Linked DNA regions of Mus musculus: all the other regions are linked to region 4. Evidence: chromatin loops called from intact Hi-C (ENCODE). Cell type or tissue: heart. All regions are shown on one strand. Links, peaks and the distances in the headings refer to the core of each region. The heading gives the core; the rest is flanking DNA.

The links. Peaks named below come from ENCODE experiments on the same cell type or tissue, not always from the same donor. Only the 100,000 strongest peaks of a DNase experiment are listed, where the experiment ranks them.
Region 1: a loop joins it to region 4, with 7 times the contacts of the local background. A loop is called at or near these places in 25 of 42 quality-filtered maps.
Region 2: a loop joins it to region 4, with 7 times the contacts of the local background. A loop is called at or near these places in 36 of 42 quality-filtered maps.
Region 3: a loop joins it to region 4, with 2.5 times the contacts of the local background. A loop is called at or near these places in 5 of 42 quality-filtered maps.

Annotation. Positions count from the first base shown.
Region 1 is chr11:115,157,430-115,165,240 of GRCm38, forward strand. Rab37 (RAB37, member RAS oncogene family) reads left to right here. Exons shown (of 9, transcript NM_021411.4): 3 at 522-563; 4 at 1,076-1,142; 5 at 1,230-1,282; 6 at 2,247-2,312; 7 at 2,870-2,926; 8 at 3,009-3,085; 9 at 3,206-4,811. The coding sequence ends at 3,311. It overlaps Slc9a3r1 (solute carrier family 9 (sodium/hydrogen exchanger), member 3 regulator 1), which reads left to right and starts at 5,912. Exons shown (of 6, transcript NM_012030.2): 1 at 5,912-6,522. The coding sequence starts at 6,097. In heart, for the core only: CTCF peaks have their summits at 2,764 (motif pointing right), 3,640 (motif pointing right) and 6,402; DNase peaks (open chromatin) are centred at 2,762, 3,192, 3,642, 5,822 and 2 weaker places; H3K4me3 peaks cover 1,669 bases; H3K27ac peaks cover 1,467 bases.
Region 2 is chr11:115,198,212-115,206,022 of GRCm38, forward strand. Tmem104 (transmembrane protein 104) reads left to right here. Exons shown (of 10, transcript NM_001033393.2): 4 at 2,609-2,690; 5 at 3,105-3,201; 6 at 3,921-4,001; 7 at 6,851-6,950; 8 at 7,264-7,372. Among named protein-coding and RNA genes, the nearest start is that of Tmem104, 15 kb to the left of the region's middle. In heart, for the core only: no CTCF peak of the experiment used is centred there; a DNase peak (open chromatin) is centred at 4,230; H3K27me3 peaks cover 230 bases.
Region 3 is chr11:115,220,683-115,228,493 of GRCm38, forward strand. Tmem104 (transmembrane protein 104) reads left to right here. Exons shown (of 10, transcript NM_001033393.2): 9 at 7,739-7,811. Among named protein-coding and RNA genes, the nearest start is that of Tmem104, 37 kb to the left of the region's middle. In heart, for the core only: CTCF peaks have their summits at 2,012 and 4,402 (motif pointing right); DNase peaks (open chromatin) are centred at 2,089 and 6,501; H3K4me3 peaks cover 662 bases; H3K27ac peaks cover 4,823 bases.
Region 4 is chr11:115,267,389-115,275,199 of GRCm38, forward strand. It overlaps Fdxr (ferredoxin reductase), which reads right to left. Exons shown (of 12, transcript NM_007997.1): 3 at 4,799-4,894; 4 at 4,489-4,611; 5 at 4,269-4,382; 6 at 3,874-3,975; 7 at 2,935-3,042; 8 at 2,627-2,711; 9 at 2,309-2,508; 10 at 2,057-2,228; 11 at 1,190-1,360; 12 at 637-1,066. The coding sequence ends at 936. Among named protein-coding and RNA genes, the nearest start is that of Grin2c, 4.1 kb to the left of the region's middle. In heart, for the core only: a CTCF peak has its summit at 3,313 (motif pointing left); DNase peaks (open chromatin) are centred at 2,191, 3,303, 4,012 and 4,548; H3K27me3 peaks cover 1,995 bases.

The sequences.
Region 1 (7,811 bases), core at 1,480-6,479, 110 kb before region 4:
CAGGTATCTAAGATCTCTATATCAGTGTGCAAGAGGGACCACTGAGTACTATATATCAAAGGATCCCAGAGGGAAAGGGCCTAGCCCTAGCAGGTGAGCCTACAGAAGCTTCATGCTTCTCCCAGTGAACTGAGTGCTGAGGCTTCATGGAGAGAACTATGGGGAAAGATGGTCAAGCCTCAGAAGGCCTCGGGATGCTAATGGGTGCCTCATCACTAAAGGTGAACCCTGAGAGACAGAGATTGAAGCAGGGAAGGGGCAGAGCCTCGCACACCCTCCCTGTGCTGCCTGCTGAGTCCAACAGAGGACCAGGCAGGTTTGAAGGTTCTCGCTGCCTCGCTAGGTTAGGAGAAGAATGGATGGAGGGATCTTCGAGCAGGTCCCCACTGCTCTGTTGGCTGAAGATGTCTCAGGCTCACCACAATGCCCCACTGACTGGGACAGGAAATTGGCAGAACTCTGGGGGCCAGCCTCCCCTCCCCTCCCATCCCATCCCGACCCTCTGCCCTTTTCTCTTTCAGAATAAAGTGGTGACAGTGGATGGTGCCAGGGTGAAGCTTCAGGTACAAGCAGAAGCTGGGGCGGAGGAGGGGCTCGTGCTTGCTTGCCTCTCAACCTGAACCACAGGCCTGCAGCCCTGGCCTCAGCCTGGGGTAACTTCCTGTGGGGCCCATGAGAGGAAACTGCTTTTCTTTGTTTGATATCTGCAGAAAAAGCAGTTCCCAGGCACCCTTTCTCCTATCAAAGGCGACTCAAAGTACCCTCAGCCCGACTCAGCCTCCCTCGGGCCCCCTCCCTCCCAGTTTTCTGAGTCTCTACTGAGCTAAGGATCCCCAACCCCTAGGCTGGAGAAGAGGAAACAGCAGTAAATAGGCTTAGGATCCCAGAAAGGCGATTTAAGAGGTCGTCAGATGCTGGGGAGCCTTGAGAACTGTGAGAAACCCAAAGAAGGAAACGGCTCCCCCCCGGCCCCCCTCCCCCACCCACTCCAGCTCACAGACAGCTCTCATACCACAGCATGAGTGCTCTAGTCAGCAGCTAGCCCTGCCTCCTTCTCACCTCTCTCTCTTCCTAGATCTGGGACACTGCAGGACAGGAGCGCTTCCGCAGTGTGACCCATGCTTATTACCGAGATGCTCAGGGTAAGTCCCCTTATCCTCTGTCCCCTCCCCATTCCACAGCACCTCTGCAGATGCCCTGAACTGTCCTCTATATCTGTTCCCCTCCAGCTTTGCTCCTGTTGTATGACATCACCAACCAGTCCTCTTTTGACAACATCAGGGTAGGTCCTCCCCTCCCCAAGGTCCTTTCCCTGTCCCAACAACCCTGCCTGTCATGAGCAGCCAGAACAGGGCTTCTGCAGACCAGATTGCTTCAATTCTGTAAAAGCAGGTAGACCATAGAACTGTCACCTTTGAAATACACTCAGCAGTAACTATCTATTTCATTAGATATGAATTATCTATTTCATGTGACATGAAAACCGAGCAGGCTGGTGTGCCCTGTATAGCCCTGACTGCAATTCATGAGTGTGTTATATATCAAAGTGTTTAGAACAGTCTCAGCTCCACCCTGGACAGTTATCCACAGGAAGAAAGCCCAAGCAGAAAACTCCACATGCATCCGGGCCAAGTTGCAACTCAAGAAGACAGAGTGGGAGGTTGTGTCCTCACAGCCAAACCATTAGAGAGGCCATAACCAGTAAATACAAACACAACTCTGTGCACAGCATTGTTATGGTTTTGTGTGCTGACAAGGCACAATCCTTGAGGACTGACAAGCAAACTGAGGGGATAAAACAGATAGGTATAAAAGGATAGAAGCTGGAGATCATGGTCATCTCCAAGCCTATTCTCAGGGCAGACATCACTAATCAATCACAGTACTTATTGGTCAGAAAGGCAATACAGGATAATGGACCCCAGTGTCTTGTTTAGTCAAGGCAAATATTTACTGTAGTACATCCCCAGCCAAGCTTAGTCATCTCCACCTTCAATTCCTATTTGTTGTTGTTGGGTTGTTTTGGTTTTGAGGTAGAGTCTAGATATGTTGCTCAGGCTGACCTCCAGTTCTATCCACCCGCCTCTATGTGGGGAGTATAAAACCCCATGTCCCCCACATATGGCTGATCCCGTTGCTTTTGATTACTGAGCCCTTTTGTGGTTTTAGAATCCCAACAGAGCACTCTAGGAGAAGACTCCCCTGGTCCTTGGCCTCAGCCTGGCTCAGCTTGCCCTCTCCCACAGGCCTGGCTCACAGAGATTCATGAGTATGCCCAGAGAGACGTGGTGATTATGCTTCTAGGCAACAAGGTGAGTGGCTCTGTGCTACAGTCGATGCACTGATGCGCTCGGCCTTTCTCTCCCACTGCCTCAGCACCAGCCCCACCCAGCTCCATAACCACCTAAATCCTTCCGGCAGAGGACTCTGAGGTCTCCAGCGTGGGAGTCAGACATGTCTTGTGGCTTCTGCCTGTCCTGCCCCAGAGCTTTAGTAGCAGCCCCTTCCACCAATAGCCTCAAATGCCTCCAGAGAGATGCCAGGTGACTCAGCTGCCAGCCATCCTTAGATTGTTATGGACAGGGTCAGGGGTTAAGTACAAAGGGTTTAATTCAGCGGCTGTCACCTGATGAAGCTGGGTCACCACACCCTTTGCTAGAGTTACACACCTCCCCAAGTGCTCAGGGCTGGCATTGGGCACATGGCCGGAGCAACCCAGAAACCCTGGCTCCAGGCCAATCACACCTGCCTGCAGTCCCTCAGACTACCAGAAGAGGGCAGGTAGTGCTTGCTCCTGGGGCAAAAAGATAGGCTTTCTGGGATCCATGCTTCCTTCCCAGAAGTTGATTGACACACATGGGCTTGACAGGCCGATGTAAGCAGCGAAAGGGTGATCCGTTCTGAAGATGGAGAGACACTGGCCAGGGTAAGTGACTGCCAATGGGGTTGGGTGAATGGTGAGAGAGGAGGCCAGAAGCAGGCCCTGAGGATACTCTCTTCCTGGGCAGGAATATGGTGTTCCTTTCATGGAGACCAGTGCCAAGACTGGCATGAACGTGGAGTTGGCCTTTCTGGCAATTGCCAAGTAAGAGCTGAGCAGGAAAGGGGAGCCTGAGGTGGGACGGAGGACGATCTGGAAAGCCAGTGGTGGGGGAGGGGAATGTCAGGCTCTACACTCCCAGTCCCATCATTCTTCCTATTCCAGGGAACTGAAATACCGTGCAGGGAGGCAGCCTGATGAGCCCAGCTTCCAGATCCGAGACTATGTGGAGTCCCAGAAGAAGCGCTCCAGCTGCTGCTCCTTTGTGTGACCCCCTAGGGGCTAAGAGGAGGCCCAGAGACCCTTGGGGATGCAGTACTCCAACTGCCACACCAACTAGGAGAAGCTGGGGGCTCAGTGGGCAGCCCCTGCCAAGGGAGTAGCCATTACCCTAGGTTCTTTAGCTTCCCTGCATCATGGGAAGGATTAAATACTCATACTTTATCTTAATATACATAAACTAATAACACAAAAGGTACCCGTATGCCCCCCAAAACCAAAATAGGTCGGGACTCGGTGGTCCTTTGCTTTCTGGGACTAAGTTCTAAAAGGCTGGGCCTCTCTCCTAGCAAGAGTGTTACTGCACCAGCATAGCACCAGGGGGCGCCAAAGCACTGCTAGGGTGTGGGAGCTGGTTGTGACCCCATCACCAATCCTCACTAAGGGGGTGAAGGAGACCCCAGACTTCTCCTCTCCCAGCTCCCAGAAAGATAATAAGGGCCCTCATGCAGGGAGCTAGCCCAAAGCCTTGGGCAAGATAAACATGGAGATTGTCCTAAGAGGAATAGCAATTACTAGGTACTGAGTCTGCTTGGCTACCTCTGGCTTTCCCAACCCTCCTTCTGGAAGCGTGCACGGGCTTTTTCTTCAGCACACACGAGCAGTGGGGCACCTGAAAACACTCCTTCCTGATCTCTGGACCTCACATCCCAGGGGATGCCCCGCTCTCCCATGGAACCTCTCTTGTCAACTTTCCACCTGGGTTCCTAGACAACCAGAGGTCAGAGTCTGGAAAAAACTTCCCCTCCCTCCCAATCCCGAGACAAGGTGTACAGCACCACGGATATTTAAGGCAGAGGTCAGAGCCAGATAAAGAACTTGTTGGCTCCTGGAATGGGTGGGAGGCAGAACTGAACAAAGCCATAGGCCAGTTTTTCCCACTAAGCCCCAGCTTGCTCGCTCTCTCTCTCTCTCCCTCTCTCTCTTTAACTTCAGACCAATACTAGGGCAAAATGGTTTTATCTTTTCCTCTTCCGCTAAATCGGGTTGAGAGGGTGGGAAGTTGTCGATTTGGGGGCGGGCTGATGCTATGTGCACAAAACAAGGAAGTATGAGCAAGTCTGGGGTACGGAGAGGGGCAACAAGCCCTGTAGGCCCAAGGCCATGTGTCTCCCAAAGCTCTGATCTGACCCTTAGAAGGAAGGACACTCGGAGGTGTGCAGATCCATGACCAAAGGAAGCTTTACTACATCTATATAGGTTGGGCAGCGAGTGAGGCTCCAAGAAAGTATGCATTACACATATCTGAGGTTACTATATTTGCTTTCAAGGCAGAAATCTTGCTCCCAGAGCAAAGTCAGCACTCTAAACTTGGGTTGATAAGGAAACTCTCTGTGACCTCTCATAGGAAGATCAGGGAGGAGCCTGGGCTCCGGGTTCTCTTCTGGGGCTCTGAGCTGATTGCTGGAGCTCTAGTCACATACATAGCTCTGGGCCTCTGGCATTTCTGTTTTTCCAGAATTAAATTGCAGTATTTTGGAAAATATACTCTGACCGGTTTTTCCCCCTCTGTTTATTCCCAGAAGGAGGATCGTGTTAGAGAGTTTGTTACGTGGCACGTTGTGGGAAACTGTTACCCAATGTCCGAATCATTCCATCTTCACCCATTGGCGTCCTCATAGGTTCAACTTACCCTTAACTGACTACCCTCCCCCACCCCCAGCCTCTGTGGCCACATCTGCGCTGGCAAGAGGGAGCTGGAATGCTTATCTCACAATCCAAGTCATTTTTCTGTTGAACAAAGCCAGTCTTCCATTCCCTCTGAAGTGAATCCTGAGATTGACTACCTAGCTGTCTCACCCGCCCTCTCTCCGTGGCTAAAGGCTACTGCCAAAACTAAGCCCTTTATTTATTATTCATTTATCTGTTCTCAGACAGCCTGTCTTCCAGGTGGGCTGCAAGGAGCCTCAGTCTCTACCAAGCCCTACAAGTTTCTAGAAGGGATCAGAGCCCAAACCTCTGTCTATATGCATGTCCAGGGATAGAGGGGCGGCTCCACAAGAAGAAACTTTGTTATTTAAACAACTCTACTCCGGAGTTATTCTGTTACAGTTACCCTGTTACAGTGTTACTGTGTTACAGAAGACATCCGTCCGGTTCTTAAGTTGGCTCTGGGGAGGGGGAGGAGTGAGTGTGGGGGAGCATGGGGTGGTTTCCCCAGCAACTGTCGCTCCCCTCTCTCGGGCCAAGCTATGCAACAGGCTTTGGCTCAAGGCGGTTAAAGCGTTGAGAATCCTTTACCCAGAGACTAGCTCTTCTAAATCCCCCTCCACAACGTGGAAACCAGAGCGGAGCCCGTGGGGCCTCTGGGCTCAGTACCTGGAACCCCGCCCCAGCCCCGGCCTCGGCCCCGCCCGATCAGCCCAACTCCGCACTTGGTAACAAACACTTCCACTTCCTGGGCTCTCTTTTCTTCTCCCGCTGCGGGGTGCCGCGCCGAGTGCAGGCCACGCCCCACTCTCCTGATTGGTTAGATTTGTTCACCCTGGCGCAAGAGCCCGGTTCGTGATTTCTGATTGGTCTACTGTGATCCACACCCACCGCGCGGCCCCGCCCTCGGGTTTAGGAGCTGGGGCGGGTTCTGGAACGCTCAGACGCCGCGCAGGGCGGGGATTGGCCGGCTCCCTTCCTGTGCGTTCGCAACCGCGGTTCCCGGGACACCTGTTCCCTGTGCCCCGTGCGGTGCTCAGCTCCCAACTCGAGCTCTGCGGCTCGGGGAGAAAGGTCGTGAGTCCCCGGCCTCCGACGGCACCCGCGCTGAGCCTTCGCAGAACAAGATGAGCGCGGACGCAGCGGCCGGGGAGCCTCTGCCCCGGCTCTGCTGCCTGGAGAAGGGTCCAAATGGCTACGGCTTCCACCTGCACGGGGAGAAGGGCAAGGTGGGCCAGTTTATCCGTCTGGTAGAACCTGGCTCGCCGGCCGAGAAGTCGGGGTTGTTGGCTGGAGACCGATTGGTGGAGGTGAACGGTGAGAATGTGGAGAAGGAGACGCATCAGCAGGTGGTGAGCCGCATCCGCGCAGCGCTGAACGCCGTGCGCCTGCTGGTGGTCGACCCGGAGACCGACGAGCGTCTCAAGAAGCTGGGCGTCTCGATCCGGGAAGAGCTGCTGCGCCCCCAGGAGAAGTCCGAACAAGCCGAGCCTCCAGCGGCCGCCGACACTCATGAGGCTGGGGACCAGAATGAGGCCGAAAAGAGCCACTTGGTAAGTGCGGGTTGGGCTTGGTGTAGGACTAGGATTCTAGAGAGACTCGGGCACCCCGGACTTCCAAGCACTTTCTGAAACTCGAGCAGCGAGGAGGAAACGGCTTCTGCCCTCTGTCCCGGAGCCTTCGCAGTTTCTAAGGCGAGCTTCGGAGTGCGACCAGCGACCCCACCGCCCTGTCCGGGCTGGCTGGGGAGCGGAGCTCCTTTGCCGCCTGCATCTCCTGACTGCTTGAACTTTGCGAAGACGGCGCAAAGAAACCCAGTCCCCTTCTCTGCTCCCATTCCTTGGATTCCGCCCCACAACCCGGACTCATTCCTGGGTTATCCTTGCCTACAGCTAAGCTAAGAGCTCTCCCCACCACCCCCCGCATCTCCCTCCCTCCCTCCCTCTTTCTACTCTCTTCTCTTCAGTCCCTGTGGATGGTAGCTCAAAGTGGCTTAAAGGCTGAATAACTAAGGGTCCCTGGGAGGACCCCTTCAGCCCTACCCACATCCTGGGTCCTCTAGTTTGTGCATCATTAACTCACACCGGTTGGACTTCATCCTTCTCAAGACTAAAGTGACTTCTAAGAAAGAGAGGAAGTCTCAACGTCTCGGAGCTAGGGGTGGGGGTGGGGTGCCGGGAGGAGGTGCAGAAGCGTCTTGGGGGTGGTGGCTCTGCCACCCCGGAGGATTTATGGTCCTCTGGAATGTGAGGAGTAAGCGCTCGCTAGCTGGTATCTGGGAGCCTGGTGGGAGGACCTTAGAAGAGGAGGAAAAGGAGAAAGATGGGTGGGGGAGGGAGCAGGAACAGGCCAGGCAGCGTCCTGCAGAGCCGACCCTCGCAGGTGGTCCCGCCCTGGTGTCTCCTCTTCTCTGTCCAGCGATTGTAAGCCGGCTGGTTGGGTTTTGCCAGTGGTTGGTATTTCCCCCAAACAACCCCAGTTTGGATCAGCTGCTGGAGGGGCAGTTGGCAAAACAGGAGTTGTGCTGAGAGCCTCCCTGTCCCTTAGAAAACAAGGAGGGAAGGAGGCCAGGTTCAGGGCTCAGACCCTGGGAGCAGGGTCCCTTCAGTACGCACTGGCTCTCTCTTCCTGATCGATACCGCCGCCACATGTAGATCAGCGGTATCCATGGAGCCAGGAAGATCCTCCCTCCACAGGGAAAGGGCACTGTTCAGCCCCGTAAGGTTGAAGGCGGAGCCTGAGAGTACCAACTGGTTTGGTGGAAGTGAGGTCACCAGAAGCCCGGTTCTGCCAGAGTTTGACTCTGGGAATGCCAGGGCCACCAAGTTCCCACTTCCTGCCA
Region 2 (7,811 bases), core at 1,830-6,829, 69 kb before region 4:
AGCACACGTTGCTCTTGCTGAGGACCTGGGTTCGGTTCCCATGGCGGCTCACAAACATCTGTAACTCTGGTTCAGGGGATCGGATGCCCTCCTCCTGTTCACTCCATGGGCAGTGAACAGTTTTTATGGTGCACATACATACATGTAGGCAAATATGTGTGTGTATGTGTGTGTGTGTGTGTGTGTGTGTAGAGCTATACATATACATGTATATATAATAAATAAAACTTAAAAACAGGTGGGGCAGTGCACACCTGTAATCCCATCCAGTGCTGGTGCAGCGGAAGGACAAATAGGACTGGAAGGTCAGGCTTAGCCACATAATAGATGCCACCCCGTCCCCGCACATGCATGTGCACAAAAAAAAAAAAAAAAAAAAAAAAGTGGTAGGGAAACTTGGAGACTCTTCCAAGGACTAACTCCCTGGGAGGCAGTGCTTCTCCTACACCATCCTCCATGTTAGGGGCTTTCCACAGAATAAAGCGAGAGCAAGTTACAAGGTGATAAAAGAAAAAGAGGGGCTGGGGAGGTGGGGAGACTGCAGGTTTAAGTAGGGCCCTAGGCATGGGGGCGTGGGGAGCTGGGGTGTGAGAGCCTGTGAGTGTGGGGGCGTGGGGAGCTGGGGTGTAGGGGCTGAAGCATGGGGTTCGGGGGTACGAGATGGAGCTGTACCACATCAGGGGCTTGAGGAGAAGAGCACCCTAGAGAGAACGAAGCAGAGATAAAAGCTGAAGGGAACAGACCCAGAAGAGGCTCATGGGAGGGGATCACACCCAAAGATTGCGGTTTCTTAGTCACTTATTTTGGGGAACCTTGGGGGTGAACCTCTGAGTACTGTTGGCTCATTACGTACTTCATGCTCTGGCAGCTCAAGAATTCTTGTCCAAGTCGCTGTGTCCCCTTTAAAGGCTCAGTACCGGCAGCAGCCATATGATTGGAGAATGGTTATTGGAGGCCCCCCAGGTAGGGGCTGCCGCGCCCCCGCTCTGCTAAACCCTTTTATGTTTGAGTGTGATCAATGAGTTGGCTCTGCACAACCGTAAGAAGCCTTCATACGCCTTAATTAAGATTGATTTCAGTTTCGCTTCCAGTAAGGCGTAGAAATGCAGAGCCCTTAGAAGGACCAGTTAGGCGAGATAATGAGAAGCCTTCCTGGGCTTCCCCAGGCTTCATGCCCCGCCTCTGGTCCTTGACCCTCTGATGGAGGGATGTGGGTTTAGCTGTGAGCAGCTTCACAGGTCCCTTCCCACCTGATTGTAGGGCTTAGCATTTACTGCTGGCTGCTGTAAGTACTGGAGGGTGTGAGGACAGAGCTGTGTAGTCCTCAGAAAGTCTTTAGAAAAATGTAAACCTGAGCAGATTCACCCCCAGGGTTGCAGCAGCCAAAGGCAGCACCCTGTGTCTACTGTGAAGGGAAGCATAGGGTGTTCCAGCTGCCCTGGGACTGTGGGGAAGCATCTAGTACCTTTTCCCAGTCTCCCTTTAGAGAGACAGTACACACTATTTTAAAATTGAGCCAAATTATTTAGGAAGTGAAGGTGCTGCCAAAGGAACAGGGGTTGGATCTCAGAGTCGAGGTGCGCTTTCAGCCTCCGTCCCCACGGTCCTCACGTTAGTGTAAAATTGAAAGTTGGCCACTGCTCTGTGTTCTGGCAGCAAGAGAAAGATGCCTGCTGTCCCTTCTAGAAGCTGTAAGAGGCCCCTTTGAATCAGCCCGCCACCTCAGGTTTGTGTCTGCCCCAGCAGGCCCTTTCTGGGTAACAGGACTGCCTCACCTAGCTAAGTGCCACCTACTTCCACCCCAGCCTGGGCAGTCACCCTCTGTCCTCGTCAGGGTTACCACTGCTGTGATAAAGGGCTTATTCGGCTTACACCTCCACGTTGCTGTTCACCTCTGAAGGAAGTCAGGACAGGAACTCACACAGGGCAGAAACCTGGAGCCAGGGGCTGACGCAGAGGCCATGGAGGGGTTCGGCTTACTGGCTTGCTCCCCATCCATGGCTTGCTCAGCTGCTTTCTTATAGAACCCAGGACCACCGGTGGCACCGCCCACAATGGGCAGGGCCCTCTCACATTCATCACTAATTGAGACAATGCCTTACAGTTGGATCGTACGGAGGGCTTTTTCAGTTGAAGTCCCCTCTTTTCAGTTAACTCTAAACTATGTCAAGTTGACATAAAACCAGCCAGCATACCCTCCCTTCCGCTGACTTCATAACCCTCTCCTGTGCAGGGGATATAGACGCTTATGTCGGTAGTGACTTTGAGGCAAGGCAATCATTTGGTGTACACAGTGATGCTTTAATTTCTCCTTTTACATTTAGTGTGTGTGTGTGTGTGTGTGTGTGTGTGTGTAGGAGTGGTTCTCTCTGTCCTTCATGTGGGTCTCAGTGATCGGCTCAGGTCATCAGGCATGGCAGCAAACACCTTGACCCACTGATCCACCTCACAGGCCCTGAACCGTGGATTTTAGCCAGGGAGGACCATCTCAGAATTTCTGTGGAGAACACCTCTCAGAAGAGAGTGCTGTGGTTGAGAATTTGTGGGTTGGGTCAGATTGTACTTCCTGCTGACTCTCATGCCATTAACATGTGGCTTCCCCCCCAAGCTTTGTGACAACCACCTTTGCGATGGAAGCCATGGCTGCAGCCAATGCCCAGCTCCGCTGGAAGAGGATGGAGACCCACAAGGTGTGTGCATTGCCCCCCGCACTCCCTCAACCCCCCTAGCCCCACCCTCACCCCCACCCTGTCCTCAAGTCGGTGCCTCTGTTCAGTTGTTCACCCTGTCAGTCTCTGCAGGCCTCCCTGGCAGCCCTGCCCCAAGTTTTAGCTGCAGCAAAGTAGTCACATACATTTCAAGGGAACACACATAGTGGCTGCTGTCCCTGACACAGCCACCTGGAGCTCACTCGTTTGTCCTGAACTATTGTCCCAGGAATGCTCCTGTCTTCATCTTCTGATGTGACAGGACACTCAGAGCCTCCAAGGGACACCTTCTGGAAGGAATGAGCAGGCAAGGGCCAGGGTCAGCTGGGGTTTTTTACCATTGCGGGCTCAGCTCTCTCCTCCCTTTGTCTCCTCATCCATCCTACTGTCTCCCAGGAAGAGGATGACGAAGACTCGTCCACAGCCTCAGACAGTGACCTCCTCAGCCAAGACAACTACGAGAGGGCAGAGAAACGCCCCATCCTGTCTGTGCGTAAGTCTTGGGCTGCTGGTCAGTGGGGCTCCCTGTCTTTGTAGAGCGGTTCCCGGGGAGTTTCCCTGCAGACGGCCTCTGAAGTGTCAGTTTAGAAGGCCTGTGGAGTAGGGATCCTGAGCAGAGCATCCTCTGCTGGCTTTGCCTGTCCCCTGTGTATAGATTGGCACATTACCTAAGCTCTGGGCCTCAGTTCCCGCCCTTGTACAGTTACTGAAATAATCAGGGTTTGCCTACATCCATCTGCCCGAGTCTCTGGCTTCATCTCTCACACTCCCACCCCCACCCGAAACACACACACCCTTACCTCACTGTCTCGTCCTGTGCTGGCCAGAGTTAGGGGCACTGTCTGTCCCCATGAGAAGCGTGCCTGGATTCTCTTTAGACTTGGGGCTGGTGAGGTGAAGCTTGCTGGTGATACACTTCCCCAGTGTGCCCTGAGCTCAGACTTTATCCCCAGTACCATACACACAAAAGAACTAAAGAAATCAAAAAGACTTCAAATGCTTGAAGCAAGACATACTAGAAGGAAGATTAGTCCTGCTGGGACGTGCATCTCAGTAAAGATGGCCTAGCTGACTGGCAAGCGCGAGGACTCAATCGGGCTTGAGGGGAGAAGCAGCAGCTTGCTGATACAGTTGCTCTAGAGAATTCCCAGAGTTCAAGCAGCCCCCTCAGGGCTCTTCTGGTGAACAACCATGTTTGTTCCGGCCCCACAGAGAGACGCTCATCTGCCAACCTTTTTGAAATCACAGACCGGGTGGAAATGGGACAGATGGCTTCCATGTTCTTCAATAAAGGTAACAGTCACTCTGGGATGGTGTGTGGAACGGGCACATGCGACCCTTGCTGAAACTGCTGGGGCTCCGTGTTGAAGGGCAGGGCAGGTGGGTGGGAGCAGAGCAGCCATCTTGCCGGGAGGCCTGGCCAGCTTTCTGTTATCTTCCTGGGGTTCCTCACTGCGCACTAGCCTGAAGAACAAGGCTTATCCATCTGACTAGTACAGACGGGTCAGGAGTCCTAGTTTACCTTCCAACTAAAGGAGCCAGTGGCCCACAGCTATAGACTCTGCCTCGAGCACCCGCCCCCTGTCGCCAGCAGAGGGAGCCAGAAGCCCACATCGATGTCGCCCAGCGGTAATGGAGCACTGGAGAGCTCAGGCAACTGTGCCTTCCGGGCTCTGCTTGCTCCTGGCTGGCATTTGCTACAACCTGCAGGTGTCCACCTGACGCCACTATCTGCCAGAGATAGCCATTTCTGTCTCTGTGGCAAATCTTGTTTTTTGGAAACCGAGCTGTTTATAGAGCTTAATACTTAGTAGTGCATAGACCTTTGCTGTCCCTACCTCCGCAGGTGTGGAGCACAGCCTCCGTACGCCCTTCTTTCTAAGCTGACGTAGAAGACCTTAGGCCCCTCTGCCAAAGCCTCCCCATTTGCCAAGTGGGGCATCTCTGTCAGTTCTGGTCTTGCGTGTGGCTGTGGAGTGCTGGGGGGAGGATTGCAGAAATGGGAACCCACTTGACTTGGAACTAAACACCAAGCGCTCAGTGTGCCATCCAAGGTGCAGATTGGTGATTGGTCCAGGAAGGGTGACTGCGGGCACAGGCTGGCTGGAGCGGGCTCCATTCTCCTCTCTGGGCCAGCCCAGTAGAGGTTTGCGTGATCCATCAAAGTCAGCATGGCTTTGTTGAGGCCACATTTATGCCTTTCCTGTGTCCCCTTCTGTCACTGGCCCCCACCAAGGGAGAGCACATACGCGTCCTCTTCTGGGAGCTGCTAGGCGTTATCCAAATTCAACATTGGAAAAAACCGACTGCGCTTCAGTGGGAGAACACACACAGGTTCTAAACCGTCTCACTTGATGATATGTTCTGTAGCCCGTCCTGATTTCCCTTCTTATTTGTTTACATGTCTGTGTATGTGCGTGACAGACGTACATGCGTGTAGAAGCCAGAGGCTGACATCAGACATCTTCTTCCTCTTTCCTCCATATATTTTCAGAGAAGGTCCTGCACTGAACCTGGGGCTCACAGATGCAGTGAGGCTGACTGCCATTCTCGCCCTCAGTGCTAGGATTACAGGAGCATGTAATCCCATGCCCCAGCCCTGACTTCTTAAGACTTTTATGCACTAGCAGTTTGTATTGTCTTGTCTGCCCACATTCCATAAAAATTAGCCATTTGTGTGGGAGCCACCTCAGCCATTGAAGAGCCCCCCTGGCACCTCCTTGCAGGGCTTCTCAGGCTTGGTACTGGGGACATTGAGCTGGTAACCCTCTGTCAGGGCATCCTGTCCTGAGCATATAGGACAGTGAGACAGCGTTTCTGGCCTCTAGTTCCAGAGCCCGCCCCTGCTCCTCTCTGTTCAATAACTCAGACCACCAGGTTGTTCCATCACCTGTGGCGGAGCTGCACCCTCCACAAAAGGCTCCCCAGGGCTCCACACTCATTCCTTGTCATTAGAAATGCCAGGCTCAGACATTAATGTCCTCTCGGGAAGTTCATTGATCCTCCTACTTTGTGTCTAGTAATGAAATTTTATTGATCAAGGAGGGCTGACAGTTCATAAACAGCCACGGCTGTAGCTGTTGGAGGGTGGGAGGAAGCGGCTGGAGGCAGTAATGCCTTCCCACTGAGGGCATCGGCCATCTGAGAGGAAAGGCGGGCTGGAGTGGGCTGTACCTAGAGCCTGGGGTCATGAGTGACAGACAGCCCCAGGAGCTTCAAGCCACATCAAGGTCAATTCTGACGTGTCAGGGAAGGATATGACACCTGTCATGTTTAAAAAGCTCACGCCGTGCCTTCGTGGGTTCGTTTTTTTTTTTGTTTGTTTGTTTGGTTTTTTTAATTCTGTTTTCCTGGCCGTTTTTTCTCAGGATTCCGAGGAACATAGCTGACCTCACATAGCCTAGGACTAACAAGTACCGAGCTTTCCCCTGGGGACCTGTGGGCTGTTCTGAGCCACCAGGATTAGAAGGGAACTGTCACTTCGTTTATCTGCCTGTTCTCAGAGAAACCAGCAGCATGGCATCCTGAGCACTGAGTCCGAATGCGAGTCTGGAGCTGGTTGTCTGGGACCGTGTGTTAGCCTTAGGGGTTAGCCCCAGCTACTCGTGTCTAAGCTTCTCTGGGGCTCGTGCCTGGATCTTTGTACCCAAATCCATCCATTTATTTATTTATTTATTTATTTATTTATTTATTATACTATTTCTTTTGTTTGGGGTTGGGGGCATGTGTGCTGAGGCCAGGGGTGAGGCCCATGGCAACCTGCCAAGATTGCTTCTCTCCTTCTATCACATAGACTACAGGGACTGAACTTAGATCATCAGGCATGGCGACAAATGCCTTCACCCACTGAGCCATCTCTCCGGGCCTGCCAGTGTAGATTTGATCCCTCTCTCTGATCTTCAGGTTCGACGAATCTCTCAGGCACCAGTCCCAAGCTGATGCATCTCCTGCCAGCCTCACAGTTTAGCCAGCCAGAATAAGAAACAGGAATTTGGGGTCATTTTTTTTCCCACTTTTTGTAGAAGGCAAAATGGCCTGAAGAACTGAGAACAGCGGAAGCAGTAAAGAAAGACTCAGGCGTCCAAAAAGGACGCAGACGTGTCTGCCTCTGGCTCCCTGACCTGTGACTTTGTTGCTTTCAGTGGGGGTCAACTTGTTCTATTTCTGCATCATTACTTACCTGTATGGAGACCTCGCCATCTACGCGGCCGCGGTGCCCGTGTCCCTCATGCAGGTGACCTGGTGAGTACCCCTCATCTTCCGCCCTCAGGTTGGCTGCAGACCCACGGGCAGGGCAGGAGGGGCTTCCATAGAAGCACAGCCCTAAACAAACCCACAGCCTAAGGAATGTCACACCCAGGGCCCTTCTTCACCACAGGGCAAGCTGTGCCCTCTGTCTTCCAAAGGCACGGTCTGTATCCCCAGACCTGTGAGCCATTGTGCTGCATGACCAAGTGGGGCTTGTCCTAAGTGGTAGTTTGTGGGAAGTCCGAGCTGAAGCCCCACTGTCACTCCCTGCCCATGCTGAGCCCCAGTTTGCCATTACTCTCTTCAGCAGCGTCTCTGGAAATGACTCTTGCGGCGTGGATACAGACGCCAGATACAACGACACTGATCTGTGCTGGGGCCCCCTGCGCCGGGTGGATGTCTACCGAATCTATCTGGTGAGTGTCCTCTCCCCAGCTGGGGCACGCAAGGCCAGCGTGAATGGCAGAAAGCATTCAAACTCCTTTCTTTCTGGGCTCAGCCCTTGGTTCAGAGAAGAGTCCTGCACTCTGCCACACTCTGGCTCAGGAGTGAGGTCTTAGCCGCAGAGTCACGTGTGGCATGGAGTGCGCCTCCAGGTTCAGGCTAGCAGTCTGTTGTGCGCTTATGCAGTTTGAGGGGTACTCTGCAAGGGTCTTGCGTTCCGGAGACTTCCCGTGTCTTGGTGGCCTTACTCCACGCCAGTGAGGTACATACAGGCAAGTGTTGGGTTTTGTGACAGGATAGACATGTTGTTAACAGTTGACCCTTTCCACAGACAGCCTCCTCAGGCAGGTTGGGCTCAGCCCAGCCTTCTTCCTGTCTTCCCATGGATGAGGGAAGAAGATGAATGGCCTG
Region 3 (7,811 bases), core at 1,702-6,701, 46 kb before region 4:
TTCCTTTCTTATTCTTCCCCAAGATGAATATCACATTATAAACATTCCAAATTCTAAAAGTTCCACAGTCTTTAAATTTTTAAATACTTAAAAATTCAGCTTCCTTAAAATCCAAAGTCTCTCAGTGTGAGCTCCTGTCAAACCCTTTCTTACTGAAGAGGGAAGAAGCAGGGCACAGTCGCAGTCTGAACACGGCAAACCCAAGCTCCATCAGGTAAACAGTGTAACGCCAGTGTCTGGGATCCCCTCGGGTCTTCTGGGCTCCTCCAGTGGCTTGGGTCACCTCGGCTCTTCCCCCTGCAGCACACACAGCCGCTCCTCTAGGCTCAGGCTGTCTCCACGCCACCGCTGCTGTTTTTGGTGGTCATCCCATGACACTGGCATCTCCACAGTGCTGGAGTCTCTGCTGCAACTGGGCTGCTCCTTCATCATGAGCTTCTCCTGGGCTCTATTCAGAGACTCCAGCCCTGTCACACAGTGCCAAGCCTCAGCTGCTCTCCATGACCCCTTCCTGCCTTCAAAACCAGTACCACCTGGGTTACCAAGTTAAGTTGCCAGCACAAAGAACAGCCAGCCTTGGCTGCCTCTGGACCACAGCTTCTGTGTGCTGACCCTGAGGAAACACTTCCCAGAAGCCTTTTCATCAGTGATGCTGGTCTCTTCTTAACCACAGCTGACTCTTCAGCCCCAGCAGACCAGACACCCACAGACTCGTCACACAGTCTTTGCTTCTCTCTGAAACTTCACAAGCCAGGCCTCCTTCATCTGCAACTTTCTCAACATTATTGTCTCCAAAGCTCCTACAGAACAGCTTACCAAGCTTTGAACAACTCAATGGCATTTTTTGCCTAAAGTTTCAAAGTCTTTCCACAGTCTTCCCAAAACAACCTGCTCAGGTCTGTCACAGCATTACCACACTATCCTGGTACCACCTTCTGCCCTAGTCAGGGTTACTCCTGCTCTGATGAAGCACCTTGACCAGGGCGATTTGGGGAGGGAAGGGTTTATTTCAATTTACACATCCAGTTAAAGGTCCATCGCTTAGGGGAGACAGGGCAGGAACCTGGAGGCAGGAGCTGTGCAGAGGCCATAGAGGGGTGCTCCCCCATGGCTTTCGGAGGCTGCTTATAGGATGGCCCCACCCACAGTGAGCTGGGCTCTCCCCCATCAATCAGTCATTGAGTAAATGCCCTGTATATGATGTATTTTGAGAAGCTGAGTGACCCCCACAAAGCTGGCTCAACAAGGACACTGTCTGATCCCTACCCCATCCCAGCAATGTGAACTCATTTGTGCCCACCTGCCTGTGGTAGATGAAGCCCCAGAAGTTGCGATCCCGTTAGGCAAATAAATGTTCACAACCACTTGAGAAATAAAAATAGAATCCTTGCGCATTTCTTCCCTACGTGTCAAGGACGCATCGCAAGTTCAGTTAGGGGTGGGCTCTTGCCAAGATGCTATTAACCCCAATTAGCTTTTAACCCCCAGCACTCAACAGGAGCAGCCCTGCAAAAGCTTGGCGCCCCTCCCTTTCTCATCTGAAACACCCTCCAGGATCAGTCCAGACAGCTCAGCTGTGCATTTGGCACGTGGCCACCGCCACTTGAACCCACTCCCCCCGGCCTCAGATACTCTTGCGCCTGTGAAATCTGCCCTCGGCCCTTGCGGAGTCTGTGTGTTTAGGAAAGCCCTGACACTCAGCATTGCCACACTGTAGTTTCTAAGTTCCTTTATCACCCACGCCCGAATTAACAGGGAAAGCAAAGATACCAACCAGCCCTGGAGGAAGAAGGCTGGGAGTAGAGCCTGTGGGTCTTTTGCGTTAAGACCCCAGGAGCAGACAAGCAGAATGGAAAGTGCTGGAACCTTGAAAGCTCCACCCCCCCTCCCCCCCTTCTGCAGGTACCTAAATATGCAGGCACTTGAGGAACTGCTCGCTTAGTGAAGAGGTTGGTTGCTCAGTGCCCCATGTAAGGGCACATGGTGGCCAGCAGGGTCAGCACACCCTGTCAGTCCCGAGCCTTCTGTGGGAATGCAGGATACCATGTGAGCATGCCATCCTGGAATTTCCTGCCCCGTCTGTCATGTGCACCCACAGAGATGGTGGGGATGGGAGGGAGGGACCCTCCCCTGGCTGGCTGGCTGGCTGGCTGGCTGGCTGACAGAGGTGGACTCCTGCCTCTGTGAGTGTTTCCCGTTGCCTTCTTGCCAGAAGTGAAGTCCTAACCAGGAGCTGCAGGCTGCCCCTCCTCCTCTCGGCAAGGGAAAGATGACAAGCAGGCTTTAGGGGTTGCTTTGTGTTCAGGAAGAGCTGATGGCTAGGCTTGTGGCTGGGAATCCTAGCAAGAGGTAGTTGTTCAGAAAGACCACAGCCCCTTTGAAGGCTTTAGGGTTTCAAACATGTCACCTCTTCTTGGGCCCACTGTAGAGTACCATTTGGTGACTCTGCTGTTTAGGGATTCTTTGACTGGCGGGGGGCAGGGAGAGCTCTGCTGATGGCAAGAGCCGAGTGCTAGGCTCCTCTCCTCCAGACCCTCACCCTTCCCTCAGTTCTGAGATGGAACCGAGGGCCCTTGGAACACTCTCCCATTGAGCCACACCTCCCAGCGCTCCAAACTGTGTTTGGAAAGATACATACACAAACACACATACACCAGCATGGTGATTGTTCAGTTTTTTTCAACAGAGCAGGTGTACTGCATAGCTGCCTGGCAGGAAGGCTGTAGGGGTAGGGATGCGATGAGTTACAAAGCAAATCAGCAAAGCCAGGGCTGCCTCTCTCCCAGCACAATGTGACACCTTCCTCCCAGGCACTTCACCGAGCACAGCACAGTCCGCAAACACTCGTCCATGCCTAACTGTGTCAAATGTGCAGTCTAATGTAGATGTTAGACGAGCAAGGACCTGGCCCTGGCCCTGGCCCTCAGCACACTGACTCCCGCTGGGGATGCAGGAGCCCTGTTCCCCGCAGGACGGAAGTCATGCGGTGCCAGCCGAGCACTGTGGATGTAGTCACGAGCCCTAGAGAAGCCTGGAGGAACCGCAGAGGAGGCTGGCATTTGAATGAGCTTTGAAGGTGGAGCCAGTGAAGAGAAGTTCTCTGTCACCAGGAGGGTCCAGAGGGCACAGGCATGAAGGTAGAAGTTAGCTTGGTGGGGCACAGGAGAGGGCAGAGGAAAACAGCCCCCTGCGAGATGGACACAGAGAGCTGGGTTTGCAGAGGAAGCTGTGTCAGGAAATGCCTGCAACTTTCTTCCTCTGCCCTTGAGCCTCTCCAGTCCCTCCGTCTTCCCAGTCAGATTGGGGGTCCCCACGTGCTCTGATGACCTTGCAGATGAGTGAGGAAAGCCACACATGTAGGCGCTCTGCAGATGTGAAGGCGCCTGTGGCCTTGAGCAGTGATGTCATCACAGGGTGACTTTGATAGAGGTGGAGTGATGAGAACGGGGACCAGAAGGCTGAGGCTGTGACAGATTCCTGTCTGGCTGTGGGACCCGAGAGATTCTGCAAGCTCTTATGGGAGAGCCAATTCATGATTGACACCAAATGTATTTTTTGTTTTGTTTCTCTGGCCAGGAAGATTTGGGGACAGGGAAAGTAGGTATCACACCGTGTGGCTGGTGCTACAGTGTAGACTGCCACTCACGTATTCCCTTCTAAACAGCCGACAGTGCGCTCCATTCTGTTCAAGACAAGAGTGATCGGAGCCAGAGCCTTTCTTCAGGGCATGCCAAGTGTGGTGAGATCAGGCCAGAGGTGAACACAGCTCAGCTACAGTAGCATTCTTGATTTAAAGATCCACGTGTCAACAGCACAGGATTTAACTCCCCTGCTCGAGCTGGCACCTGAGGCAGGACCACTGCAAGAGGGAGTGAAGGTGCTAGGCACACTCAGCCCACCACAGGAGGCTCCAGGGAGAACCACGGTTCTCAACCCATGGGCCTCAACCCCCTCCAGGGGTCAAATGACGCTTTCACAGGAGTGTTGCCTAGACCTTGGGAAAACACAGATGTTTGCATTGGGAGTCATAACAGTAGCAAAATTACAGTTATGAAGTAACAATGAAAATAATGTTATGTTTGGGGCTCACCACAACACAAGGAACTGTGTTAAAGGGTCGAGGTATTAGAAGGTTGAGAACCAGTGTTCGAAGCTGAAGCCTTGACGCTTCCGGATTCAACAAAACTCCATGTTATGTGGGGGCTGAGGGGCTCACACAGCCCGGCCCCGAGTAAGACTGTCAGCACCTGCCCCAGGTATTCCAGTCCCTAGCCTGTGTCCAGGGGAGAGAGGTCAGGCTGCAGGCCAGGAGCTCTCTGTCAGTGAGGCTTATTTCTAACACAGGGTGGAGAAATTGAGCTTCCGGAAGCCTTATGTTTAGTCTATGCACTGGGTGCGGCTTTGTCCTGCAGGGGGCGCTCTGTGGCACCATTGGGAGCCTTGCTGAGCTCTCTGTCTGGGACCCCTGCTTTGGGAAGACTGTGGCTTGGAGCTTTCTATCTAGGGGACTTGTTATGTCAGCCCTGCTCGAGGCAGGAAAGAGGTTGAAGGTGGCTGGACGCCTGGCACCTGAGCAGCTCGAATGAGTGTCACCTGCTTGGGGACATGGGGAGACAGACAGCCCTGATAAACAGTAGACTCCAGAACATTCTGAAAAAGCAGCAGCTGAGTGCTGCCTGCAGTGCCTTGGGAACAGGAGCTGCCTCATGTCCATCAAGGCTCCAGCAAGGCTGCTGCTCGGCCTGTGGTACGCAGCAAAACTCACTGACCCAGAAAGAGAGATTCGAGTGGCCCCGTTTGCCCCCTCCCAATCTGTCTCAGACTTTATTCCCAGAAACCAGCTTGAAGATTTCATTAGAAATCAAAGCATTGCTGGTCCTTTTTCTTCCTTTTTTAAAGAAACACACTTGGCTGCCGGGACACCGGCTTTCTGTAATGAGGGGGTGACAAGAGTCCTTGAACAGAGACTGAGTTGGAACTGATCAATGGCATTTGGGGGTTGGAAAATTTGCTCAGGAGCCAGCTAATTTATAATGTCATATGGGCTAGACTGGAAGACCCAAGAGGATAGACTGTCTCTTGGCTTCCTCTCTCGTCTCTGTAAAAGGAAAAGAAAACGCACGTCATCAGCTGCTGATCACTCAGTGGTAGGCGCTGCCCTGCTAGACCCCAGCAAACCTCTCTCTTGCCACTTCCACTTCCATCCTCTGTCCTGTCACTAGGATGGCCCACCCCTGCTGCTGCTTGCTTCTGGCTTGGGCTAATTTGCAAAGGACACCTGTTCGTTAATTAGCCCAGCCCCAGGTCTCCTGTTTCATCTGGGCTCCCTCTGCAGAGTGAGCTCGCACCCCACTCAGGGGCTGCTGTTTGGCAGTCGGTGTGTGCTGCCCGAGACTCGGTGGGCCCTCAACTTCCTCAGCAGTGAGGCTGGTCTGTGTCTCTGATTATGGAAAGAAAACAGCCACTATCCAGCTATTAGTGTCCCAGTTGGAGCTCAGTCTTAAAAGAGCGCTTTACCACCAGGTTTATCCACCAGGACAGACCTGATGTCTGGACTACATATGGAACCCTGAACAGATGGGCCCTCATTCTAACTCTCTGTCACTCAGGTGGCCCCAGGGACCCTCTGCATTTAGGAGTCTACCCCCATAAGATGGGGTATCTCGTGTCCTCGAGTCTTTACACGTGTGCACTGAGGACAAAGAAGACAGATGAGGACTCTGTGCAAGGGCCCCTGTAGCGTGACCCTGCCCTCCAGAACACTCCCACCCCTTCATACTGTTTTCATGCAATAGAACATTCTAAATCTCAGGCTTCGTGCTCATATGACATCTGACCTTCCACGTGAGCCACCCCACGATTTCTGGCTTCCACAGCTGGACACCGCAGCTGGAGACATCACAGGTCAGAGCTGAGTTGCCCAGAGCCCCAGGCGTACCAAGAGCCCAGTTCCCAACAGACCAAAGTCGTCTGGACACGTTTTTGTGTTTGTGCATCTCCCTGTCAGCCCCTTCTCTGCTTCAAAAGAGAATTTCATCAATGGAAAGTTCCCCTGAAGCGGTAATTTTCCTAACTGACTGACTTACTGGTGGTGCCACACACGGACAGGTTCAACCAGGGTGGTGGCTGGTGTGCGTGTTACTTACCATGGTTCAGCTTTCCTGCCTGGGCCACGCAGACACCTGCCTTTGCCACAGAGCCACCCTTCCCCTGACTTCCTCTGTCACCCAGGCCCAAACAAATGCTTCTCTGTCCCCCACTTCCTGACTTGAGAAGAAGGGCTGGTCTTGAGGCCCCCAGCCAAAAGCCCTTCTCTTCAGAAATCTCACAGCCCTGGTGACTGCCAGGGTGCCTTCACCCAGCCCAGCTAATTAGAGCCTTTCTTAGGCGGCTCTGGAATCTTGTCATTCACTCTCACAGAGATAATGGACATGGATAAGAGGTTACAGCTTCCCCCACTTCCTGCCCTCCTTGTGGAGAGGGTGGGGCGGGCTCCCCATCCCCCCAGGAGCTCCCTCCTGCCTGTCACAGGAACTGTCTGGTCCACCCCCCCCCCCCTACTTGGCAGCCCGTGATAGAGTCACAGCCATCACAGCCGTTCATAGGGCCAGAGCCCAGCTCCCTACTGTAGGCCGCTCTCCCCAGGTTCCGCAAGGCTCCTTGCCACCCCACCGTATGCTGCATCTCTGGTGAGTGTCATTAGCATCCTCGTGATGAAATGGCACAGTGTAAATGTTAATAAGGCCTGATGTTTCGCCCGCTTCCGAGTGGCAGATTGGAAATGGCACCATCTTAACTCCGAGGAGCAGCTTTTAATCCCTCTGCTTCCTGAGCAGCCAATTTGGCATGGAAAGCACAGCCCCTCCCCCTCTGAGACACCACCACATCTCCCCCCCCCCCCACCCCCATGCTTTTTGTAAAGGGGTTACCTACCCCATGGGCCAGCAGTCTAAAGCAGGGTTTAATTTTTCTTTTTTTAAGTTAAGTGTTTTCCCTTGTTCTCCAAAGAAAAGGAAACTAAGGGGCCAGTACCACAAGGCCCCCGGGTCTCTGGGCCGTTCACTTCCCATCCCTGACCTCTGTGGATAAGGATGACCCTCAGAGCGCTGGAGCAGCGGGCCTGGGATAACGGGCATGCGCCACCACGTGGTTTATGCAGTGCTGGGGACTGAACCCAGGGTGAGCATCGGTCAGCTAAGCTGCCTCCCAGCCCCACCCCGGGATGAGGCCCTTCCTGTCAATCTTGTCCTCTGCCTTCCAATCCTTGCTGAAGATGGCACCCTTATCCTCTCGGCTGCCTCTGAGAGCCCTCGTGTCCCCTGTTCCCTCTGTCCTCTCTTCCCCGTGATGGTGAGGGCCTATCTGGTAGTCCTCACTGCTGCTTCATTTCTGATCCACACTCCGCACAGCACACTACTGGGCCTGGGGCTCCCTCATCAGTACCTACTGAAGTCGGCAGAACGGATTGGGTGGAGGTCCCAGGATGAAGCCTGGATGTCACTGCCTAGACGTAGCAGTGACATTCGAGCAGGAGGCTCTGGCTCTCTCATCCTGCCTAGCCCTTGGAATTCATCTTCAGTGATGCGGATAGGCCCCAGGGAGGCTCTGCCAGAAAGTCCGAGCATTCAGCTGTCTTACTGCGAGGCCTCAGCCCTGTGCACAGGCTGTGGCCCCCTTCACAGCCTGCCTGGTGTCCAGCCCTGCACACCTTCTCATTGCTCCTCTCGTCCATCCCCAGGCCATCTTCACCGTCCTTCTTGGCCCGTTCACCTTCTTTGATGTCCAGAAGACTAAGTACCTGCAGATCTTGA
Region 4 (7,811 bases), core at 1,411-6,410:
TGTGCCCAGACTCGACGCTCAGAATCAAGGGCAACCTCGGAGAAAAACACCAGCTTGCCAGGAGCCCTGGGTTTGAGCCCTCGGTTCCCTAGCTGTGTGACCTTGGGCCAGTTAATTTCGAGGTTCTTTCAGTTTTTAAAGTAAGGCAGCATCTTGCTGCTATAAGAAGCCTTAAACTGCCGTAGGCTGAAGTCGTTTTTGAAAAGGCTTGTGGATTTATCTGGAAGCTTGAAAGTGGAAAGGCACAGAGTGTATGGAGACTGGAGGGCCAAGCCAAGCCTGCCAGCACCCAGGAGAGACAGGGGCACACTGGGGGACCTTCTTTTGTCACTGTTTCTCTGTCCTGGGGGCACCAGGCAGCGAGGTTAGCAGGGCAGACTTGTAAGGGATTCATCACCAGTGACTGAAGTGTGAACTGAAGAGGCCGAAGAAGCAGGAAAGACAGGAAAGGGAGGATAGGTGTATGCCCTGCCCCCATCCCCACTGCAGCCCCCTCCCCCCCAATCCCCACTGTCCCCAGGACACTCTTGAGCAAGGATCTGTTTTCTTAGTTCCCTCTGGCAGCCACAGGCAAACAGGAGCTACACAGTAACAGCACCCCCAGCCCCCCAAAAATGGTAGCTATCAGCCATGGGTCTTAGGCACATCTGTTTTATTTCCACTGTGTTCCGTTCTAGAGGCCCTCCAAGGTCCATCAGAAAGGAAGCAGGACGGGTAGGGTCAGTCTGTATCTCCATCCATCCCTAGCTTCAGGTTCCCTCCTTGGCCTCAAGCCACACTGGGAGGTCAGCTTGCAGAAGGCAGAGCTCAGAGGCCCCTGGAAAGGGCACGGTTCGGCGTCTAAGCCAGGGCCGTCAATAACATAATGAACGAGAGAAGAGTCCAACCCAGACTGTCCGGCTCTTGTCTTGCACGGTAGGGGCTGGGGCCCAGGTTCAGTGGCCCAGCAGCCGCAGCATCTCTCTTCGATCCACCAGCTTCTCCCTTGGTTTCCCAGTACCTTGGCCTCGAGAGACTTCCTCAGCATCCAGCTTCTCCCAGTCTGAGAAAGACACTGGCCGGACTCCTGAGGCGAATACAAAGATGGGCCTGTCACCTCCTCTCAGCCCCTTAGGGCCCTCCTCTCAAAGGGTAAAGTTCCAAAGACAAGCCACTGGCCCACCCTCAGCCCTCAGCTTTAGGCTCCAACCTCGATTGCTGAGCAGGGCTTGAATGGCCACATAGCCGGGTCTGGGGCCGGAGGGCAGCAGCCCCGCCTTCAGGTCCTCCAGCAGCGCCTGGCTGGTGAGGAAGCTGTCTGTCATGGTTGTGGTGATGACACCTGTGGGTCCCCTCTTCACCCAGCCACTGCAGTAGAGGCCTGAGAGAGTCAACAGAGAGAGCGTAGCTGAACACCACCTAGCAAGTCTGTATCCTGAACTATACACACATACACGTCTTCCATGTCTCCCAGTAGACCACACAGTGGGCTTACTACAGCCACCGGCTCACTATCACAACTGTGTGTGTGTTGTTGTTGTTGTTTTGGTTTTTCTAGACAGGGTTCTGTGTAGTCCTGATTGTCCTGGAACTCACTGTGTAGACCAGATTAGCTTCAAACTCAGAGATCTGCCTGCCTCTGCCTCCCGAGTGCTGGGATTAAAGGTGGGCACCATTACGCCTGGTCCATGACAGAGTCTTGTTTCACCCACACCACCGTCCCTCCCCACAGCTTCCATGTGGAAGAGCCGCTCCCTGAGGACACAAATGAGCTGAGACTTTCTCATCACGGTTCTGCAGGCCCTTAGGAACATTTACTGAATGAATGAACAAGACGGGTGAGCCGACTGATGCTCCCCAAGGACAGGGGGCCATCTCCCGCCAGCATCAGCACTGGCCCAGAGAAGGCCTCAGCAAATTTTTACTCAATGATGTCCCAGCTTGCCTGAGCATGTGGCCGAGGGGGCAGGAGGAGGGCCTGTCTCAAAGCTGTGTCTTAGACCATGGTAGATGGTGTGGTCTTGGCACGACAGCCTCCCACCGGACTCAGACGCCCCGCCTTCGCTCACCATCTCACCTGGGACATTCACAACCCGGCCCTCTGTGTTGGGGATGACTCCAAGCTTGGGGTCAAAGGGCACGCTGGGGTCGATGGGGCGGCTCTTATACCCAACGCTGCTCAGCAGCAGTCCACAAGGGAGGTCCTCCACGTCTCCTGTGGGCACTGCCCGAGTGGACTCCCCAACACCCTGTTGGGGAGAATGTGGGTAACACCAGGATGGGGTGGGGGAAGCCTAAAAAGGGGAAGTCTGGGTAACACGAGACTCACCTCTAGACTAGTAACTGCCAGGCGGATGCCTGCTACCCGTTGGCCATCTGGGGTAGGGAGCACCTGCTGGGGGCTTCGGAAAAAGCGGAGACCCCAGGCCCGGGAGGCCAGTGCCTGGCGGGCAGCCTCTTCCACTCCTGGCTTCTCCGTGGCTGTCCGAAGCAGCAGTTCTGTTAGCCGCCTCCTTGGACGGGGGACATCTGTCAGCAACATGGGATAATATTGCAGCGTTGTCCCTCTGGTCGCCCTTCCCCAAGCCTTATTTAACCTAAGACATCCCCTTCCTGTGAGCTGGGGGGGCTGGACTTGGCCCCTCACCCTTAATTCTGTCCTGGAGGCCCAAGAAATCCGAAGGATCCAAAATGGGCCGGGTTCCTGGCAACTGAATCATCTCCCGAAGCTCCTTGAGGGTGGGGGTGGGGGGAGGGGGAGGGGGAGGTCAGGTCCAGAGCGCTGAGCACTCCCGGGCCCACCAGAGTTCAGCCCTGGTGGGAGAAACCATGAGCAGTGTGGGGAAAGCCTCTGGGACCTGCCTCCTCCCCATTCCATCCAGGGAAGCAGCCACTCCCAAGGGCCCTGCAGCAACTCCAAGGCAACCCTGGCTCCTCCCCTTCTGGGCCCCGTACCTTAATGGTGAACGCTACTTGCAAGGGCCCACGCCGGCCCACTATCCACACAGTCTTCACCCGACTCTGCCTCAGGGCCCCCAATGCAGCCTCTGTGATGTCTGTTTTCTGGCACAAAAGGAGACGCTTAAGGCCAGGTACAGTGGGACAGGAGACAGAGGCATGCGTATCTCTGTGAAATCGAGGCCAGCCTGATCCACACAGTGAGTTTCCGGCCAGCCACGGCTAAATATCTGACCTTGATTCAAACGAAGGGGAAGGAGGACTTGACTTGGAAAAGGGGGACTTGCAAGGCTAGTCGGTCTCCTTCCCACTCTGATCCAGAGAAAACCATCGGTCCAAAATCTATACCGCCAACTCCCCCTGGTGGCCACACAGAGCATTGACGCCAATCCTGCAAATGGCTCCTAGGTAACAGCACTTTTTTCCACCCTGTAAGGTTTCCCTGACAGCCTATCACAGGTCCGCAACAGGACAAGGGGCTTACGGAGGCAATAACAGTCTGTCTGAGCTAAACAGGCTAGTTTAAAACCTTACATGGTTCTTATCTTGTAGGGAGAGATATACTCCTCTGTTCTCGTCGGTGTAAACCCAGTCGTGAAGCAAGGCTATGGAATGGAAGTAAAGGCAACTAGTGGCTAAGCCCATATCTAAGGGACACCTGCACAGGACGGCCTGGAAGACCTCTGGGCAGAAGGAATAGCTGAGGCAAGAATGAGAAGTGGAAGGAATGTAACTTCTTAGCTAGCAGGAGGTCAGTCCAGAAGTTCCGAGGAAGGAGAATGAGTGTGTGAATGCCCAGGGCACACTGGGGTGTGAAGGTACCTTGCCTGGGCTCCTGTTGGGAGCAATAAGACCCGAATCCCCCCACCCCCTCAGGGGCATTCTCTCCTCAATGCGTTCCCACTCCATCTCTCCGGCCTCTGACTGACCCCTCACCTCCAGGTGCTCAGGTGGGGTCAGCAGGATCCGGGCCACATCCAGAGCCACATTCCCCTGTCCCAGAATTACAGCCGTGTCACAGCTCAGATCTGGCGCCAGCTGGAAGAGAAAGGTCTTGATAGGGTGCCCCAATTAGGCTAATCTCATCCGCAGACACCTTAGGCCACGTCTGCTGGGCCCCCAGCCTGCCTTAGGCAGTCCACTCCATCCCACTTCCCTCTCCCTCAGCCCCACAGAAGGTCTCCACAGCTGGCCTGCCTCAGCCATTGATGTCTCACATCAACCTCAGCTTTCTCCTCACTACCTTGACCTCAAAGTCGAACAGGGGGGTGGGGTGGAGGCGCGATGTCCTGACTCCAGCCGGAAGCAGCAGGAGTCCCCCTCAAACTCACCTCCTGGTTCTCGGGAAGTCCATTGTACCAGCCCACAAAGGCCCGGGCTGAGACCACTCCAGGCAGCTCCTCGCCAGGAATTCCCAGGGGTTGGTGGTCCTCTGCTCCATAACTCTGAAGGAAGACGAAGTCACCACCCATGCCCAGGGCCTCAGCACCAGCCTCCTGCCTCCCGCAGCCCCTCCTCTTATAACCACACCCCTTCCACACGGGAACTCACCAGCACCACAGCATGGTAGGCTTCCCGAAGCTCTGGAACCGACACGTCCCTGCCCACCACCACATTGCCCTGGAAGGCACAGCGGTCTGAGCGGGCTGTCTGTGTAAATGTGTTGATAACATTCTGCCATGCAGCATCGGGAGGGGAACGTTAGAAGGTAGGGTAGTTCCAGGGAACACGCCAGTCTCACTCTCACCCCCTCCCCTGCCCACCGCCCTCGATGCCCGGAATGGGCCCCGTATGTCAGGGAGCCTCTCTACTCTCATCTTTACCGTCTCCAACACCACCCTCCGCACCAGGCAACACCCACCTTTACTTCAGGATGGTCAGGTGCCACACCAAAGCGCACCAGGCCGAATGGCACGAGCTGCTTCTCGTAGATGTCTACGTGGGCATGGGTGTGGTGCTGAGGGAGGAAAACAGCCGGTGGGTTCAAGGGGGAAGCTGGGCCCCCACAGGGTCACCCTTCCCATGGCAGAGCAAGAAAACCCAGTTCAAATGGCCAAGGAACCTGGCTCTACCCATCCATGAGCAGAAACAAGGACCCAGCGTTCCTTCTGCCCAGATAAGGGCTCTCGAGGAACAGGGCAGCAAGAGAAACTGAGGTCAGATCTCAGGGACTTCCAACAGAGAACGTGAGGAATTGGAAGTGTCAGGACTTCATCCTCAGGTCAGATGTAGACCTTCGAAGACCTTCATGACATGCTGGCCATGTGATCTGAGGACCTGCCTTAGCTCTAAGTCTCCAAGATGATGCTACTGTGTCAGGGATTAGCCAAGTGGGGAGTGGGGACAGAGAAAATGAGGCACAGCTGGGGCATGTGGGGTCAGAGAAAATGGGGATACAGCTGGGGCATGTGGGGACAGAAGGGGTGGCAGAGGGCCTACTCCCAGCTTTAGAAAAACAAGTCTGGCTATTTCAGCTGCCCCATGTCACCTGTGTCCCAAGGCACTTTACAGGGTACAGGGAAGGTCTGAGATTGAAACTAGCCAAATGAGCCTGGTCTGGCTCTGCTGCCACCAATGGCACGGACCCGGTAAGTCCTAGAACAAGCCTGGGCCTCGGTCTCCTTCTCTGTGAACTGGGAGGCCTTGGGGAAGGTGAGTCAGGGAAGAGAGTGCCCTGACCTCTCCCACCCAGCTCAGAAGGACTCAAGGCCGATGGGTTTCTGCTTATCTCCCCTGGCCTTCGTCCAAATCCTGTTTCCCTCTATTCCACCAACTGCCCTAAGGCCAGCCCCTCTAGCCCCTCTGCCTTTTTGTCCTTGGTCAGACCCTAAGCAGCCTCCCAAATGGCCTCTCTCAGACGCCATGGAAACTGAAGCTATGGAGAACTCAATGGAGAGTGTAGCCGTGAAGTCCACAGCCACAGAGCCAAGCCTTGTCCCGCCACCAACTGCTGGGTCACGAGGGAGGGGTCTGCTCAGTACGATGTCTGGTCCCTCTGGACCACACTCAAGGCTGAATGAGTCAGGCTCAAGAGCTCAGCCTGAGGCTCCCCCAGTGTGAGGACACAAGGGACTCACTCAGGTTCCTTACAGCTGTGGCTTTCCCTGTCCTTCTTATGGCCACAGGTCAGAGTTCAAACTGCTCAGCCTGCTAGCCATCCCTGATACAACCTCACCTCATCATCTCCATCTTCCGCTCCATCCCCCTGCCCACAGTAGCCCTGATCTCACACGCAGACCCATCTTCCCAGAAACCTCTCTCTCCTCCCACCAACTGTTGCTTCTCTGGCCCTTTTCCTAAGATGGACAATCCCCAAAGCAATTCTGCTCTGGGGTCCCCTGCTCTTCCTGAATTTACATGTCCTGTGTCCTAGGGAAATCTTCCCTACTCCCTCCTGTGACCTTACATCTTGGAGGCCTGATGTGGCCTCTCTATCTCCCCTCCCCCTCCTCTCACCCTATCTCTTTTCCCATCTGAGATCCAGGATGCCTCACTCCACACATCGAAGCCCATTCCTTGACCCCTGTCCTTTCCCCTCTATCCGTGTTTCCTTTCCCTCCACCCCTGGAGCTCCAGTCGTGGCCCTTGGCCTCCTCTTTCACCTTGACCTATTCGGTCAACATCCTTTCCTCCCCCACTCTCTTGCTCTCTGGGCAAACAGCCCTGCTTAAGGTCTACCCATCAGAGAGAGCACTCCCAGTGACAAGTGGGCTGGGGGAGCTGCTGGTGGTCGGGTGCCCGCCCATCACTCACGAGGCCCTGTGTTCCATCCCTAGGGGAGGCTTCCTTGCTTTTCCTTCCTTAAATGTCTTTTTTTAAGTTATCCATATGTGGGGTGCAGAGAACAGCACCCAAAGAGACCAGAAGGTGGGTTCAGAGCCCCCGGAGTTATAGATGGGTGTAAGCTGCCTGTTGGGAGTGCTGGGAACCGAACTCAGAACTTCTTCAAGAGGGGTCGGTATGCACTCTTAACCACTGAGACATCTCCTCTCTCCCCATTTGCTCGAGATGACTCACTGAGGCCTGTTGCCTATATCTGTGAGTGTCAGGATCTACCCCCAGCCCCCAGGGAGTTTGCTTAAAACTGCTGATTCTGAGAGTCCTAGTCATAGAGTTTGGTTAAATCTGAGCTGAACCCAGAAATGCTTATTTAGATAAAACCGCTCCAGCAGGGAACATGGAGAGCGTCCAAAGAAAGCCACTCAAGTCTACAACGTGGTCAGTGGTCTCTGGGTACCTTGTGATCTGGGCCCTCACCTCTTCACCCCTCAGATACTCAATGGCCTTCTGGAATAGGCTCTGGAATGATGGCTCAGGGCCACTCTCCTTCCTCTGGCCTTCATCCACATAATTCCTCATTCTTGAGGCTATTTTATTCTCATATGCTCCATAAAATACAGTTTGCACACCTCTCCCTCTAGACTGGGCTAGGGGTTACCCCTAGCTTAAGCCCTAAAATACCTTGTAAACCAGCCTCCTCGAGCTACACTGTCAGGTCCATAAACACACCCGCGTGCCTGCAGGTCAAGATCCGCCCACTGAGAAGACACAAAAAGCCCTGCCTTCTAGATCCTATTCATTCCCTCAACCTCAGTGCCCCTTACAAGTACCCTCCCTAATACCAACCACACCACCCACATACCCACCCCAACCCTGAGAACCCCTGGGTCTCCATCCCAGAGCCCAGGCTGTCCTTCAGCAGTGGCCTTGCACTCCAGGCTGACTCATGTCGGAACCTGGGAGCTTGCTGAAGCCCAGACATGACCTTTGGTGCTTCTCAAATATACATTCTCTAGGGACAGCTTCTGGTAGCGCTGACCTGTGTAGATCATGGTATGTAGCTGCAGAGTCATGCATAGGTCACTTCACAGCAG